2 separate regions of the Homo sapiens genome follow, and region 1 is linked to region 2. A link is a loop called in an ENCODE intact Hi-C map of the cell type or tissue named here. Cell type or tissue: heart right ventricle. All regions are shown on one strand.

The links. Hi-C counts contacts between places; a loop is a spot of excess contacts. Peaks named below come from ENCODE experiments on the same cell type or tissue, not always from the same donor. Only the 100,000 strongest peaks of a DNase experiment are listed, where the experiment ranks them.
Region 1: it touches region 2 in a loop (3-fold over the local background); 6 of 110 quality-filtered maps call a loop at or near these places.

What each region holds. Positions count from the first base shown.
Region 1 is chr22:19,349,384-19,357,383 of GRCh38, reverse strand. HIRA (histone cell cycle regulator) reads left to right here. Exons shown (of 25, transcript NM_003325.4): 19 at 333-494; 20 at 1,096-1,154; 21 at 1,519-1,624; 22 at 3,266-3,388; 23 at 3,865-4,028; 24 at 5,938-6,026. LOC105372859 (a long non-coding RNA gene) reads right to left here. Exons shown (of 6, transcript XR_938002.3): 6 at 5,832-6,340. Among named protein-coding and RNA genes, the nearest start is that of CLTCL1, 62 kb to the right of the region's middle. In heart right ventricle, no CTCF peak of the experiment used is centred here; DNase peaks (open chromatin) are centred at 413 and 3,733.
Region 2 is chr22:19,296,018-19,304,017 of GRCh38, reverse strand. All of the region lies in intron 1 of LOC105372859 (a long non-coding RNA gene), which reads right to left. Among named protein-coding and RNA genes, the nearest start is that of CLTCL1, 8.3 kb to the right of the region's middle. RefSeq lists enhancers at 6,461-6,960, 6,961-7,462. In heart right ventricle, a CTCF peak has its summit at 3,864; no DNase peak of the experiment used is centred here.

The sequences.
Region 1 (8,000 bases), 53 kb before region 2:
TTATCTGATGAGCAAGGCATGTTTCCTGGGTGATCATCAGAGGCATTGGCTCTCCAAAGCCCCCACACCCCTTGGTCAGCATCAGCATGAGCTCAGGAAAGCGCAGGCAGCCTGTGGAAATAGGACAGAAGCCTCTTTCATCCAAGATCTCAGGGAGGCTCCAACAGCCCCACCAGCCCTACCCTGACCCAATCCACCTTCCCTTCTGGCTGTACCTGCTCAGGGGAGGCCCTTGTTGGGCCCAGGCAGAGGGAAGGCCCACACTTCCAGGGCTACTGTCTTGGCTGCAGCACTCAGCCCCCATGACACCTGCCCCCACTCTGCCTTCTCAGTGACGTGGTGTGTGTCGCCTGTGAAAAAAGGATGCTGTCAGTGTTCTCCACCTGTGGTCGCCGTCTCCTCTCTCCCATCCTCCTGCCATCCCCGATCTCTACTTTGCATTGCACAGGCTCCTACGTCATGGCGCTCACCGCTGCAGCCACACTCTCTGTCTGGTGAGAGGCAGGCACAGGGTGGGGTGGGCTTCAGCCAGGGCAGGACAGGGCTGTGTAGGCCCCACCTCACTGCAGGGGCAGGGAAGGCAGTGGACAAGGCTGGCCATCAGGCCCCAGAAGAGGCCCTGAGCAGTTAGTGATATTGCTTGTGTTGGGTGCCCTGGGTAGGCTGAGGGCTGAGGGGTAGTGTGCAAGGGGGATGGAGGCAGCTTGCCTGCTCGATTATTTCCTTACTGGAGCAGCCCATGCGACCAGTTGCACTGCCAGGGTCCTATGCAAGATTCATCAGAAATGGAGTCTTAGCTGGCAGAATGTGGCCATGTTCCTGATGTGGCTGCTGTGGCCTGGCTTCCCCCAAAGTGGTGTGGGCGCTGAGGGTTCCCCATGGCTCTGTTGCCTGGGCTTTGTGCTGCAGCCTTAATGCAGAGGGAGTGTAGTGGCACATGGAGAGCAGAAGCCACTCGTAGCCCAGAGCCCCTCTCACTAGGAGAGGCCAGGGTTAGGGTCGCATGCAGTAGGGCCAGGGTGTCTGAGCAGCCAAGGCACACTCTGATGTGTTTACCTGGGTTGGTGAGTAAACTGTTCCCTGTCTCCCTCCTAGGGATGTTCACAGACAGGTGGTTGTGGTGAAAGAAGAGTCTCTACACTCCATCCTGGCAGGTAATGCAGGCAACAGGCTGTCCCTACTCTTTTGGGGGCCCAAGTTCATGTCTGATGCTGCAGAAGGGCCCCGCTCAGAGAGCCAGGCTCTGGCCTCAGCCCAGGGCTCTCAGTGAGGCAGGAGGTGTGGTTACGCTGCAGGAGACACACACTTTTTGGGGGCATGTTTGAATGGGTCCCCAAGAGGTGACAAAAGCCTGGTGTGTGGCAAGGAGAATGGCTTGCCCTCCCTATTTGCCAAGGCAGTGTTGATGCATTTGCTGCTGGGACTGTGGGAGCCTAGAGTACAGATTTCTCCTTTGATATGTTTGAAAACACTTGCTGATCAGAGCACACCCAGAACTCATTCCCATGCTGTCCTCAGGAAGTGATATGACGGTATCACAGATCTTGCTGACGCAGCATGGAATCCCAGTAATGAACCTGTCCGATGGGAAGGCGTACTGCTTTAATCCGTCACTTTCCACATGGTAAGCAAGCTGACCCCCAGTCCTATTCCCTGGAAGAGTGTCTGTCTGCTCTAGACAGCAGAGCAAAGGGTCGTGGCCTACAGGGCTGCCTAGCCCTGCTTTTCCTGAGAGTCAGGCCCTGGAGTGCAGGCTGCATTGACTATCTGTGCATGCTCCCCTGTCCCAGCAGGACACTGCAGCCTATGGCCTCTGCCCTCAGAGCCTGTGTGCAGGAGCACTGTCCTCCTGCATTATTTTCAGGAGGCACTTTTTGAAAAAGCCCCAAAATTTTTATGGTTTTTGCTGTGGCCCCCTTAGCCACCATGAGCATAGGTTAGTGGGCTTTACAGGAGCCTTAACAGGACTAGTCAATTTCTGTGAGCTTAGTAAGCACTTCAGACTTCCTCAGTGAATTAGTAAGGATGCTTATCCACTTACCCAGGCATGATGGTCTGTACTTTTCCTCTGTCCACTCAGGAATTTGGAGCCCTTTTTTGTACTTGCAAAATAATTTATACATCAGAGCTCTTAACCCAGACACGTGAATTATGTACGTTGTGTTCCAGCCACTCCAAGTTCTTTTCTTCTGTCTATACCTTTGGTCCTTAAGAACCAAAGCTTGCTACCTCCTAGCCCCTTTTCTGTTAAGAACTGCCATGCAGAAGTCTACATTCACACTGAGACTTCTTTCTTGAATTTGGAAAAAAAAAATCTGCTGGGTGCGATGGCTCACACCTGTAATCCCAGCGCTGTGGGAGGCTGAGAGGATTGCTTGATCCCATGAGTTTGAGACCAGCTTGGGCAACATAGTGAGACCCTGTCTCTACCAAAAAAAAAAAATTTTAAATAAGCCAGGTGCAGTGGCACACATCTGTAGTCCCAGCTCCTTGGGAAGCTGAAGCAGGAGATCCCTTGAGCCCAGGAGGTCGAGGCTGCAGTGAGCTGTAATCACACTACTGCACTTCAGCCTGGGCAGCAGAGTAAGACCCTGTCTCAAAGGAAAAAAAAAATCTCCACTGCCTGCTCCCCCAAATTGCAAAATGTTGTCTATTATATATGATTGCTGTAATAATGGAAATAAGCTGATTATTTAAGAAGAGAAATATTGACTCTCTGTAGGCATCTTTGTATTTTGGACACATTTACAAAGACATCTAGCTGTTCTAAAAGTGTGTGAAGAGTCTTCTTCACAAGGATGAGAAGGGTCCAGAGAAGGTGGAAGGACTGCCAGTCTGGGATAGTTGTAGAAATACAGGCAGGTAGAGGCCTGGCATTGCTCGCTAGCTACAGGGCCCAGGCCATGTGGCCCTGTGGGCAGACCATGGCAGTGTTTGAGCTGAGCATCAGAGCACACTGCACACAGAGGCCTGCAGTCATCAGGAACCAACATATGGAGCTGAAGTGTTCCCAGCAAGGGCCCTATCCACAGCCTTCACTTCACTCATTTTTCCTTTGGAACAGTGATCTATCAGACCCATTACCATGAAACCTGTCAGTGATAGGCGCCTGTGCGGAAGTGCAGGGGCGCTCAGCCTCTACTGGCTTTCTGTGTCGGCAGGGGCTGCTTCTCTGTGGCCTCTTTGCCAGCCTTCTCTGGTTGGCAAAGAGGCCAACCAGATCTCTTGGTTTTCCTGAGCTCTGCTCCTGCCTTTGCCTCCCCAGGAACCTGGTTTCTGACAAGCAGGACTCACTGGCTCAGTGTGCAGACTTTAGGAGCAGCCTGCCATCCCAGGACGCCATGCTGTGCTCAGGACCGTTAGCCATAATCCAGGGCCGCACCTCCAAGTACGTGACCTGAATGCCATGGCCACTGTCCTTAGTCCTGCCCTGGGGAAGTGCCTGGGTCAGTGCACGCACAGTCCCTGCCCAGGCCTGGTCTCCACCTGCCCTTCCCCTGTGCCCCAGGTGCTGGTCAGCACAGGCAGGCTGGGCAGGACGGACTAGGGGTGCTGAGGGTAGTGGTCCTGCATCAGGTAATATCTTGGGGTTGGGGGCAGCAATCACTGGCCCTGTCACTTCAGGGGCCCAGATGGCAGGTGCTGGGTGAGATACCCCAAGGGTGCCAGGAGGCACATGGCTGGGGCGTGGGGATGGGCAGACAACAGATCTGGCATCTGCCAACAGACTGGCTAGTGGACGGGAGGCCTTGGCAGCCCTGGTGCCTGCCTCCTGCCAGCTCCTTGCCTGTTGCACACGGGGGCAGTTCCTGACTCTGTGTAGTGCCTGCTGCCCCATCATGGAAACTCTCCTGGTCTCTGCAGCTCGGGAAGGCAGGCTGCCCGGCTCTTCTCCGTGCCTCATGTGGTGCAGCAAGAGACCACCCTGGCCTACCTAGAGAACCAGGTGGCAGCAGCACTCACCCTGCAGTCCAGCCACGAGTACCGCCATTGGCTCCTCGTCTACGCACGGTACCTCGTAAACGAAGGTGAGGCTCCTGGCAGCCCTGAGCAGCCTTCTCCTTCTGCCCCTCCATCCTCCCAGGCCTCACTTAGTCCCTGTGAAATCAGGGAAAAGATGTGATGGCCCAGCAGCCTCTACCTCCCAGCCTGAGCTGCAGTCAAGGCAGCTCAGCAGGCACCCAGCCCCTTATAGGCTCTGAGGCTCTGAATAGAGTGACCCTGAGGGTGTTCCCGCAGAGAAGCAGCAGGACAGGCAGCAGGACGGAGGAATAGATGCCTGGGTGGAAAGACATGGTCTGAAGGAGCAGATTCTATGTTCTGGCTCCTGCCCTGCACCACAACTTGGCAGTGCTGCTAATCAGTGAGGGCATCTTGTAGCAGTGGTTCTCTTCCTCCTCCCAGCCCTTCCTGCCCTGGACAGGCTTGCCTGATGTCCTGCACTTACTGAGGCCCTCCATTTCTGGCACTTCCCGCCAGAGCTCTCACTCTGCTGCCTCCCTTGCAGAAAGCCAGGTGTGCTGGAAGAGGTGGCTGCACTGTCCTCACAGTGACTCCAATAGCCTTACCAACTTTTCCTCCCACTTGAGTGCAGCCTTCAGGGTGCGGCATGGGGCAGGCCCTCCCAGAGCTCTCTCTGTGCAGCTTCCTGGGCTTTTTGCTTTATTTTTGTCATCACCCTCCCCATTTTGATTATAATTTAGAAAAAAATTTAAGTACAGAAAAGACAGAGAAAATCATAATCAGACCTTCACGGATGTAATTCCCAGAACTAACATGTCACATGTGCCTCTGGCTGTGTAAATACGAGTGTATGTGTGTGTGTGTGTACATACACTTGTAAACGACAGCAAATATTACTGATCAACTTGAAGCCTCCCCTCCCTCCCTGCAGACCACGATGATGAATTTGATGTTTACTCTTCCCACCAGGTCTATGTGGTTGCCATTATGTGTGGTCCCCAGCTTTTCTGAATACTCAGCCTTCCCAGGCTCTCATACCTCTCCTGTGGTGCTCTAGTCACGTCTTCCCTGGGAGCCCCTCCTCTTACTCCACTCTGGTTTGCTTCATCCTGGGTGTTGACTGGGACTTGCTCTGATGCCCTGCATCAAGTCCCCACCTCCTCTCCGCCCCGCCACCCATCTTGGGATGACTTCTGCTGCTTGCTTCTCTTTCTCCATCTTCCACCTGCCTGTTCTAGTGTCCATACACCAGTTACCCACCCTCCATTCTGTCCCTTGTTTCCTTGGCTGTAAAAGGAGGAATCTAGTATAAAAGTGGACCCCATTCACTTCCAAAATTCCTCAGATTCCAGTTTCATCTCTCTTACTCCACCCTTTTCTTTGGACAGTTTAATCCATTCCCTATTGCTTTAGCTGCCCCAAGTGCTGACAAACCCCGACACTCTACCTCCAGCCTTTCTAGCAGCCCTACTGGGTGGTGCCCATAACCCTTGAGTTAATGGACCTATGCCCCCTCCACTCAGTTGCCCCTCTTCAGTCATGCCTTTGCCATCTCTTACCTCCTGCGGGCTGGCCGTCCCACCCTCCTGACCTCCCCTCAACACCAGCTGCCAGCGCATCTTCTCAAAGACAGATCTCACCAGCCCACAATTTCCCATATCTTCCCATCACCTTAAGGAGTTTATCACAGAACTGGCCATATCTCGTTTTTCCTCTGGGCCCAACACACAGAGGAGGCACTACAGATGTCAGGGGAGTGAGCAAGTGAGTGAAAATCTGTGATTATGGGTCTCAGTGCCCCCCGCTGAGAGACATGCAGGGGCGTCTTGCCCATAGTAGGCAATAAAATACGCATGTGTTTATTCTGATTTGATAGACACAACAACATATTCTTGATTTTATTTCTTTTTGTAATGTGTTCCTATTTCTGTTTTGTTTTTTGTTGTTGTTGTTTGTTTGTTTTTCTGTAATTAGGGTTTGAATACCGACTTCGAGAAATATGCAAGGACTTACTGGGTCCGGTTCACTACTCCACTGGAAGCCAGTGGGAGTCAACAGTAGTGGTAGGTGCTTCTTTCATTGTTGCTGCAAGAATTCTTTCTTGAAACATGAAGGTGGAGATTTTTTAAATAAGCCAAAGTGCTTTGAAATTGTGTCCCGTTAGACTTCTCCAGCACCCAGCCTCAGGTCCCAGCATCAGTGAGAGGGTGACATGCCGACGGCCCTCCACAACCTGGCAGGAGCTGGGCCCTGGACATCAGGAGCCACGGAGTGCTCCGCCACGTGCCTGTGCTGAGGGAGGCTGCCTGCAGGGGCTCTGGGCTTGGTTGTGAAGACAAAAGACGGAAGGTACTTCCCTGCCTTCGTGGAGCTCGGTCTGGTAGGGATGCACACATAAACAGGGAGGCAGTTAGGTCAACAAAATATTTTCAGACTAGATTCAGACTAAGAAGGAAGTAAGCAGGGTCTTCAGATGAGAGTGCCTGGGAAGGAGTGACCAGGAAGGCCTTGTGAGAGGACACTGCGGATGAAACCCAAGGAGAAGAGTGAGACAGCCATACAGAGACCTGGAGAAAGTGTTTCCTAGTAGAAGTGAGAGTAAAAGCAAGGAGTGCTTGATCTGTTTGGAGCCACTGTGGCTGGCACATAGAAGGCAAAAGGAGAGGGTGGTGTGAAATGAGGCAGGAGGTGGACCACAGAGACCTTTACAGGAGCTAGCGTTTTCTTCTTGGCAGAGTTGGCACAGAGGTGTCATGAACTAAAATAGAAAAACAGTCAGGGAGTATCTTCTGTAACAGTCCCAGGAAGAGATGAAGGTGACTTGGATCAGTGTGGTGGCCATGGAGAGGGGAAAGGAGACAGATTCAAGATGTATTTTGGAGGCAGAACCAATAAGATTTGATGGGTGGTTGGATGTGGAAGGAAAAAGCATAATGAACATGTGGCACCTCCAGGTTCAGCTGCAAAAAATGGATGCCAGAACCATTCATTAAATCAAGAAGGTAACAGGTTGGTGGGGGATGGGAGAAGGTATGGATCTAAGAGTTAGCTCACAGCTTCATTCAATCATTGAGCAATTACTGATGGGGCACCTCCCCTGGCCAGGCATGTTATAGGCATAGGGCAGGCAGCAGTGAATGGGGCAGGCAGCAGTGAATAAGGCAGACTGAGTCCCTGCATTCATGGATCTGCTTTCTTATGGAGAGAGACAGACTAAGCAAATGAGAAGAGGTATCTGTAGTGTCTTGAGTGGTGATGGATGCCATGGGAAAAAAATTAAAAGGGCAGGGAGATATAGAATACTGGCAGGCTGCTATTTCATGCTGGGCAATTAAGAAAGGCCAGGCTAAGCTTTCAGTGAGCCAAGATCGCGCCACTGCACTCCAGTCTGGGCAATAGAGCGAGACTCCGTCTCAAAAAAAAAAAAAGAAAAGAAAAAGGAAAGGCCAAACAAACAGATAAGCAGAGACCAGAAAAGGTGAGGGATGAAACCATGCATATATTTGGGAGAAGAACATCCAGGCAGAGGGAAAGTGCAAAGGCCTGAGGTGGGAGAGCTTGGAGTTTAAAAGGAACAGCCCAACGGGATGGTAGCAGAAGGGTGAAAGGAGTTGACATCAAAAGGCCAGAGGGTCAGCCCTCACAGGCCTTGGTGTGTACAGAGGCCTAATTTTTTATTCCATTCTTAAATTTGACTGTGGTGTACCTTAATTGACTAGGTACTTTGAATCCTGGGTTCAAAGTCAAATCCCCTTAAGTCCCTGAAGGCATTGTTCCATAGACTTTGCATCCAGTGTTATTGCTAAAAAAATCTATTGTAAATCTAATTTCCATTGCTTTGTAAGTACTTTGGGATCCTATCTTGGTGTTTTGAAGATTCAGAAAGCTCATTCATTCTGTAGAAACAGAGACAGAGACCAGTGATTTTCTTCGGTTTTCCTATTTGATTATTTCTTCCCTTTCATTTTCCCCATCATCTGAGAGATGTAATATCCTCTCTTTTTAAAATCAGCTGTATCGCCGGGCACAGTGGCTCA
Region 2 (8,000 bases):
GTAAGTGAGGCTTTCAGTGTATCCTGGAGCATGAATGTCCAAGTATATTGTCTGTCTTCCCAAGTAAAGGCAAAGAGAAATTGGCCAGTTTTATCTATAGGAATGCTAAAGAATGCACTGCATAAATCTATGACTGTAAAAAGTTCTGCATTCATGGTGGCTCACACCTGTAATCCCAGCAATTTAGGAGGCCAAGGCAGGCAGATCACGAGGTCAAGAGATCAAGACCATCCTGGCCAACATGCTGAAACCATCCCTACTAAAAATACAAAAATTAGCTGGGCATGATGGCGCATGTCTGTAGTCCCAGCTACTCAGGAGGCTGAGGCAGGAGAATCACTTGAACCCAAGAAGCAGAGGTTGCAGTGAGCCGAGATCACACCACTGCACTCCAGCCTGGCAACAAAGCGAGACTCCGATACACGCACACACAAAATAATAAATTCTGCATTCAATGGAATAGATATGAGCAATGTGTGAGGATTAGGCACTACCGGATGCTGTGGAATTATGTCGTTTATTGCTATCAAATTCTGTACAAGTCTCCATCCTCTACCATTTGGTTTTCTTAACGGGGAATTGGTGTATTATGAGGGCTTGTATAGAGAATGATCAGTCCTTTTTTTTCTTTCTTTCTTTTTCTTTCTTTTTTCTTTTTTTTTTAGGTGGAGTCTCACTCTGTCACTAGGCTGGAGTGCAGTGGCGCAATCTTGGCTCACTGCAATCTCTGCATCCCGGGTTCAAGTGATTCTCCTGCCTTAGCCTCCCAAGTAGCTGGGACTACAGGTGTATGCCACCACACCTGGCTAATTTTTTTTTTTTTTGTATTTTTAGTAGAGATGGGGTTTTGCCACATTGGCCAGGCTGGTCTCAAACTCCTGACCTCAGACTAACTGCCTGCCTCAGCCTCCCAAAGTGCTGGGATTACAGGTGTGAGCCACCGTGCCCAGCCTGATCAGTCCTCTTTTTATATAATCTGAAATCATAGGTTTTACCCCTCCTAAGGTTATCGTGGGATAGTATCTGATATTTGGAAGGGGTTTTGATGAATATTATGAGATGTTATTGAAGTAGCTGAAACAATAGTTTCTGTATCAGTGAAGGACTTTGACCACAATCAATCAAGTACTACCTTTAGTAGGTTTTCTAATTCTTCATTGCTTAATAATTCAGTGTCCTCAATGGTGAGATGGATAGTAACTGGATTAAATTTTTAAAAATTTTTTGCTTGTGTCTGTTAATTCTGTTGTGTCATCCATACCATCTAATTCTAAATATATTTCCCACTTCTGGGAGAAAGAAATATAGGCATTATATAGTTTTAAGAAGTCTCTTCCTATCAGATGGATGGGGGCTGATGGAACCAAAAGGAAAACATGATTCCCTTGTAAGATACCTAGTTGAGAAGTTGCAGGGTGAGACTTGTGTGCTGATATGGAAGTATTTGTGACACCTACCATTTAGACCGAGTGTTTACCCTCAGAAATGTTTACCCCGACTTTGTGATAAGGTTAGATTTATTACAGATAATGTTGCTCAGTATCAACAAGGACTTGGTATTGTTCTTTACTTAAAATAATTTCTATTGAGGCCGGGCATGGTGGCTCACACCTGTAATCACAGCACTTTGAGAGGCTAAGGCAAACCGATCATGAGGCCATGAGTTTGAGATCAGCCTGACCAACATGGTGAAAACCCACCTCTACGAAAAATACAAAAATTAGCTGGACATGGTGGCACATGCTTGTAATCCCAGCTACTCAGGAGGCTGAGTCAGTAGAATTGCTTGAACCCAGGAAGTGGAGGTTGCAGTAGCCCGAGATTACACCACTGCACTCCCTGGGAGACAGAGCGAAGACTCCTCTCAAATAAATAAATAAATAAATAAATTCTATTTTTCCCAGAATATTAGTAAGCAGAAAAGGAAAGCTCCCTTTAAATTTCTTGGAGCACCTCTATTCCGTATTTTCCTCCTTCATCTGTTGTCATTCCTTCTGTTTTAGTTTTCAGTAATCTTTTTTGGAAAGTGGCCAGTTTTATTGTAGTTATTACAGATTGAAGGATTAGACCTGTTCAAAGGTTTATTGGGGTATTTTGACTGTCTACACTTGGTGGATACTTGTTTTAGTTGCAAATTCATAACTTTACTCACTTTATTCTTTGGTATGGCCTCTTTATCTTTTTCTTCTTTAAAGTACACAACGACCCGTCAGCAAGATTAATCAAATCATGGGTTTGAGAAGTGGCCCAACTAAGGCACTGTCTCTTTACTATTAGAGTGAATTCTTTATCTAGAACATTCATAAAGTTGGAGTTGAGGAAAGTATCTTTTCTTTTTCTTTTTTTGAGATAGAGTCTCCCTCTGTCGCCTAGGGTGGAGGCAATGGCGCAACTTGGCTCACTGCAACCTCCACCTCCTGGGTTCAAGTGATTCTTCTGCCTCAGCCTCCCAAGTAGCTGGGATTACAGGTGCATGCCACCACGCCTGGCTAATTTTTGTATTTTTAGTAGAGACGAGGTTTTACCATATTGGTCAGGCTGGTCTCGAACTCCTGACCTCAGGTGATCCACCCACCTCGGCCTCCCAAAGTGCTGGCATTACAGGTGTGAGCCACGGCACCCAGCCCAGGAAAGTATCATTTTTATGATTAGCATCACTCACCTCACATAAGCCTGAATATTGTCTAAAAGTCTTTTTACATCTTTCAAAGTATAACATAACTGACTCTGGATTTTGTATATATGGTTATATTTTATGCCAGTTGACTACCTTTTGTTTGTTTGGTTTTTTTTTTTGAGATGGAGTCTTGCTCTGTCGCCCAGGCTGGAGTGCAGTGGTGCGATCTCGGCTCACTGCAAGCTCCTCCTCCGATGTTCACGCCATTCTCCTGCCTCAGCCTCCCGAGTAGCTGGGACTACAGGCGCCTGCCACCACGTCCAGCTAATTTTTTTTTTTTTTTTTTTGTATTTTTTTAGTAGAGATGGGGGTTTCACCGTGTTAGCCAGGATGGTCTTGATCTCCTGACCTTGTGATCCGCCTGCCTCGGCCTCCCAAAGTGCTGGGATTACAGGCGTGAGCCACCGTGCCCAGCCTTTAGGCAATCTTTTATTTTCCTCCTGCAGTGAAGTAACTTTATCAGAACCTCTTCTGGATGCTTCTAAATACCTCTAAAAATAAATCTCCCAATTATTCTATTTTATCCTAGAACCCGATTTTTCTTTTTCTTTTTTATTTTCTTTTTTTTGAGACGGAGTTTCGCTGTTGTTGCCCAGGCTGGAGTGCAATGACGCCTAATCTCAGCTCACCGCAAGCTCCGCCTCCTGGGTTCAAGCGATTCTCCTGCCTCAGCCTCCTGAGTAGCTGGGAATAAAGGCATGTGCCACCGCACCCGGCTAATTTTTTTTTATTTTTAGTAGAGATGGGGTTTCTGCATGTTGGTTATGCTGGTCCCGAACTCCTGACCTCAGGTGATCCGCCCGCCTCGGCCTCCCAAAGTGCTGGGATTACAGGCGTGAGCCACGGTGCCCGGCCAGAACCGGATTTTTCTAATTGAGCACACAAATAATTTAGTTTAGGCATTTCAAAGTACCCTACTTTGGCCATTGCAATTTTGGTTCTTCGTGAGTTCTTCAAGAGACAATTTTTCTAAATAATGACAAGAAGTAAAACCGTAAGTACTGTACAGGTATCCAGCTGGAGTCTCTAAAGATGGACCTCTCCACAAGGAGGACTCTATTTTAGATAGCTGATCGCCTATAATTTGTATTCTCCTCTTAAGTGAAAGGGAAAGATGTTTTGGATCAAATGTATTATTTATGGGAATAGCTCCCCCGTGTGTTACCCTTGGATCAGTTCTTTCCTCTTATGTGTCTCAGTGAAACCCAGAAATTCTGGGAGCTTAAGGCACTGGGACATCAGTACCTTATATATATTTACTGAATTTAAGCAAATTTCCCTGTATGTTCTTCTTTGGGGATCCCCTGTGTGACCATTTCTCATCACAAGTGATAATCTCTGGCACTCCTACAAGACCTCAGTCACCTAAGGTGCCTTTTGGTCAGGATGAACAGTGTACGTTGCCTTCAGGACTTATCACATTCTCATAAAGATTTTTTTTTAATTAATTATTTTTTTTTTATTTTTATTTATTTTATTTTTTTGCAGAGACAGGGTCTCACTATGTTGCCCATGCTGGTCTCGAACTCCTGGTCTCAAGTGATCCTCCAGCGTCGGCCTCCCAAAGTGCTAAGATTACAGGAGTGAGCCACTGTGCCCAGCCAATAAAGGTCTTTTATAAATTTTTGGTCACTCAAAAAAAGAATTTAAATGTGCCAAATTGAACTGAGCTTCAAAACCTGGCTAGTTTAAGGTCACAATTTTGCTTAAGCCACAGAAATTCATATCTTATTAAAGGGAAACTGCTTTTCCTTTAACCAGATTTTGCATGAGAGAAAAGGTTGCAAACTTTAGCAAGTAAGGCAAACAAAACCTTAACCTTAAAAAAGAATGAAACCGTAAACCTGCAAACAACAGAATCTCTCGAGAGATAAGAAATGAAACTCCTACCTTAAAGATTTAAAGTAGAACTTTAATTCCAGCCCCATTGAGTATGGAATCAGGTCATTTGAACAATATACGAATCTCATCTAAGCCAGGGAGATTCAAAATGCAAGAGGGGTCTCACTTAGGGCTCCCATAAACTCCAGCAACAGTCTGTACTGGTACCACCTATCTGTTAGCAAAACAGCAGGAGTCAGTGGCAGAAGCTAACTTCAGGTCCCATCTGGGTCACTAGTATGTCAACCTGAAATAATTTAAAGCATCAGAATCCAGTTTAAGAGTTTATGCAAGCACAAAGTTGAGGATGAATATCCGGAAATACAGACCCCAAAGGAATGGGGTCAGTGATCCCAAGCTGAAAGGTTATGGTCTTACTTATATAGGCAGCAAACAAAGAAATTTAACAGAATTACATTTTTCATACAAGGGTAGTTTATGAGTTACTGCAACTTTATTAGTTATAGCTTGTTTTCTTTCCCAATTTAAAGGAGTATAAGAGAATATTTAACATTTTATTTTAGACAATGTGATAGTTGTGAGGTCATTGTGTAAGAGAAGAAAGAAGGAAGCTAATCTATAATGAAGATCAACAGTTAAGAGAGAAAGGGTCTTCTCTGGCATCCTTTAGTCTTTTACAACATTTTATAAAACAATGTAGGTAAAGAAAAAGCTAATCCATAATTAGAGGAACAAAGGTTACAGCTGCCTAGGTTACAGCTGCCTGTTGTATGACTTGGGCCTCATAACCACATTTCTTTAAGGTTCAAAATAATTTAAAGTTCCAACCACTTTGATTTTGAATTTCTTATTTTCACATAACAAACAACCTCAACATCTCTGTAGTTTATAATCTCATTTACTTATTTTTTCTCACTCACAGGTCAGTGGTTCAGTTGGAGTTTGGCCAATCTTAGCTAATCTTGCATCCAAGATGCAGACTGGGCTGAGATCTACTTTATACATGCCATCCTGAGCTCCAAGCTCAAAAGGCAATGGCTAGGGGGGACAAATTGTACTCACGGACACAACAGAAGTGCAAGAGTGCAATCCAAACAATGTGGGACAGTTAAATTTCTGCTCATATCACACTTCTAACATCCAATGAGCTGAAGCAAGGCACAGGGTGAAACCTGGAACCAAGGGGTGAAGAAGCACCCTCAATCCACTACAAAGCCATGGCAAGAGTGCAGAGGAATAGAACTCTTACAAGGCCTTAAGACTTGGGACCAATTATTCAATCAACTACAAATCTAACCTTTTTTATACCCCTTTCTCAGATGATGCCTGGATTACCCCAGTTCTGACTTACTATAGATTTTATATATTTAAATTCTGACTTTTTTTTTTTTTTTGAGACAGAGTTTCACTCTGTTGCCCAGACTAAAGTGCAGTGGCACGATCTTGGCTCACTGCAAGCTCTGCCTCTGGGGTTCACGCCATTCTCCTGCCTCAGCCTCCCGAGTAGCTGGGACTACAGGCGCCTGCCACCACGCCCGGCTAATTTTTTGTATTTTTAGTAGAGACGGGGTTTCACCATGTTAGCCAGGATGGTCTCGATCTCCTGACCTCGTGATCCACCGGCCTCGGCCTCCCAAAGTGCTGGGATTACAGGCCTGAGCCACCGCGCCCGGCCTAAATTCTGACATATTTTTAATCCCAGAAGGCTTTATTATTTTTGTGTCATGCAGTTAACTTTCATTTAGATTTACCAATATATACTTTTTGTTGAATTTTATCCATTCTATATCTCTGAGCTTCCACTTGAGAACATTTTATTTTGACCTGATAAAAACCCATTAGTATTTCCTTTAGTTTAGATCTTTTGGTAACAAATTTTCTCAGATCTTGTTTGTCTGCCAATGTCATTATTTTCTTTATTTTCCCTTCCATTCCCTTCTTCTCTTCTTCCTTTCCTTTCCCTTCTTCCCTCCCTCCCTTCCTTTCTCCCTTCCTTTCCCTTCCCTTTTCTTTTTTGAGACAGAGTCTCACTCTGTGTTGCCCAGGCTGGAGTGAAGTAGTGCCATCTCAGCTCACTGCAACCTCCGCCTCCCGGGTTCAAGCAATTCTCCTGCCTCAGCCTCCTGAGTAGCTGGGGCTACAGGCATGCGCCACCATGCCCAGGTAATTTTTGTATTTTTAGTAGAGACGGGGTTTTAGCACAGATGGGGTTTCGCCATGTTGGCCAGGCTGGTCTCGAACTCCTGACCTCAAGTGATCTGCCCACCTTGGCCTCCCAGAGTGCTGGGATTATAGGCGTTAGTCACCACGCCCAGCCTAATGTTGACATGGAAGTGCTGGGTAGAGAAGGATGTGGTCCCTTTAAATGCTATGGAAAAGGGGAAGGGAAGCGCTGGGTAGAGGAGGGCGTGGCCCCTGGCTAGGGCTCCACCCCCCACGGACCTAGGTGAGGACAGGCATTTTCTGCCCAAATGTTGTATTTCTCAAGACCACCCTGGCCTGCCGTGCCCCCATCCTGTGCCTATAAAAACCCCAGAGACCCTAGCTGGCAGACACACAGGTGGCTGGACGTTGAGGGGAGGGGAGCGACACACAGGTAGCTGGACATCCAGAGGAAGGCACTGACAGGAACCAGCATGCTGGTGAAGCTGAACAACGTGGAGTTTGGCTGGGGCAGTTGGAGGAGAGCCCAGGGCTGGTGAGCAGTGCAATTCCAGGGAAAATCCTTCCCACTCCATCCCCTTCTGACTTCCCTTTCAGCTTCTGCTAAGAGCTACTTCCACTCAATAAAACCTTGCACCCATTCTCCAAGCTCAGATGTGATCTGATTCTTCTGGTACACCAAGGCGAGAACCCGGGATACAGAAAGCCCTCTGTCCATGCGACAAGTAGAGGCACTAATTGAGCTGGTTAACACAAGTCGCCTATAGACGGCAAAACTAAAAGATCACCCTGTAACACACGCCCACTGGGGCTTCAGGAGCTGTAAATATTCACTCCTAGACACTGTTGTGGGGTTGGAGCCCTACAGCCTGTCCGTCCATACGCTCCCCTCGAGGTTTGAGCAGTGGGGCACTGAAGAAGCGCGCTACACCCCCATCGCATGCCCTGCAAGGGGGACAAGGGAACTTTTCCAGTTTCAACCTCATTATTTTATTTGACCACTTTGAAGATACGATTATTCTGCTTCATTGTTTGAGAAGTCAGTAGTTAAGCTTAATTATCTCTCCCTAGAAAGTAATCCATTGTTTTCCCTCTGGCTTCTTTTAAGTTTTTTTTCCCTAGTTTTGAGCTATTTCATTATGATATGCCTAAGTGTATTTTGCCTTAATTTACACATTCCAATTAAAATCTGTAATGTTTCTGGAAACTGAAGATTGATATCCTTCATTAATTTTCAAACCCTAAGCCATTATCTCTTTAGATATTGCTTCTGTCTCTTTCTCTATACTTCTAGGACTTCAGTTACCTGTATGTTAGA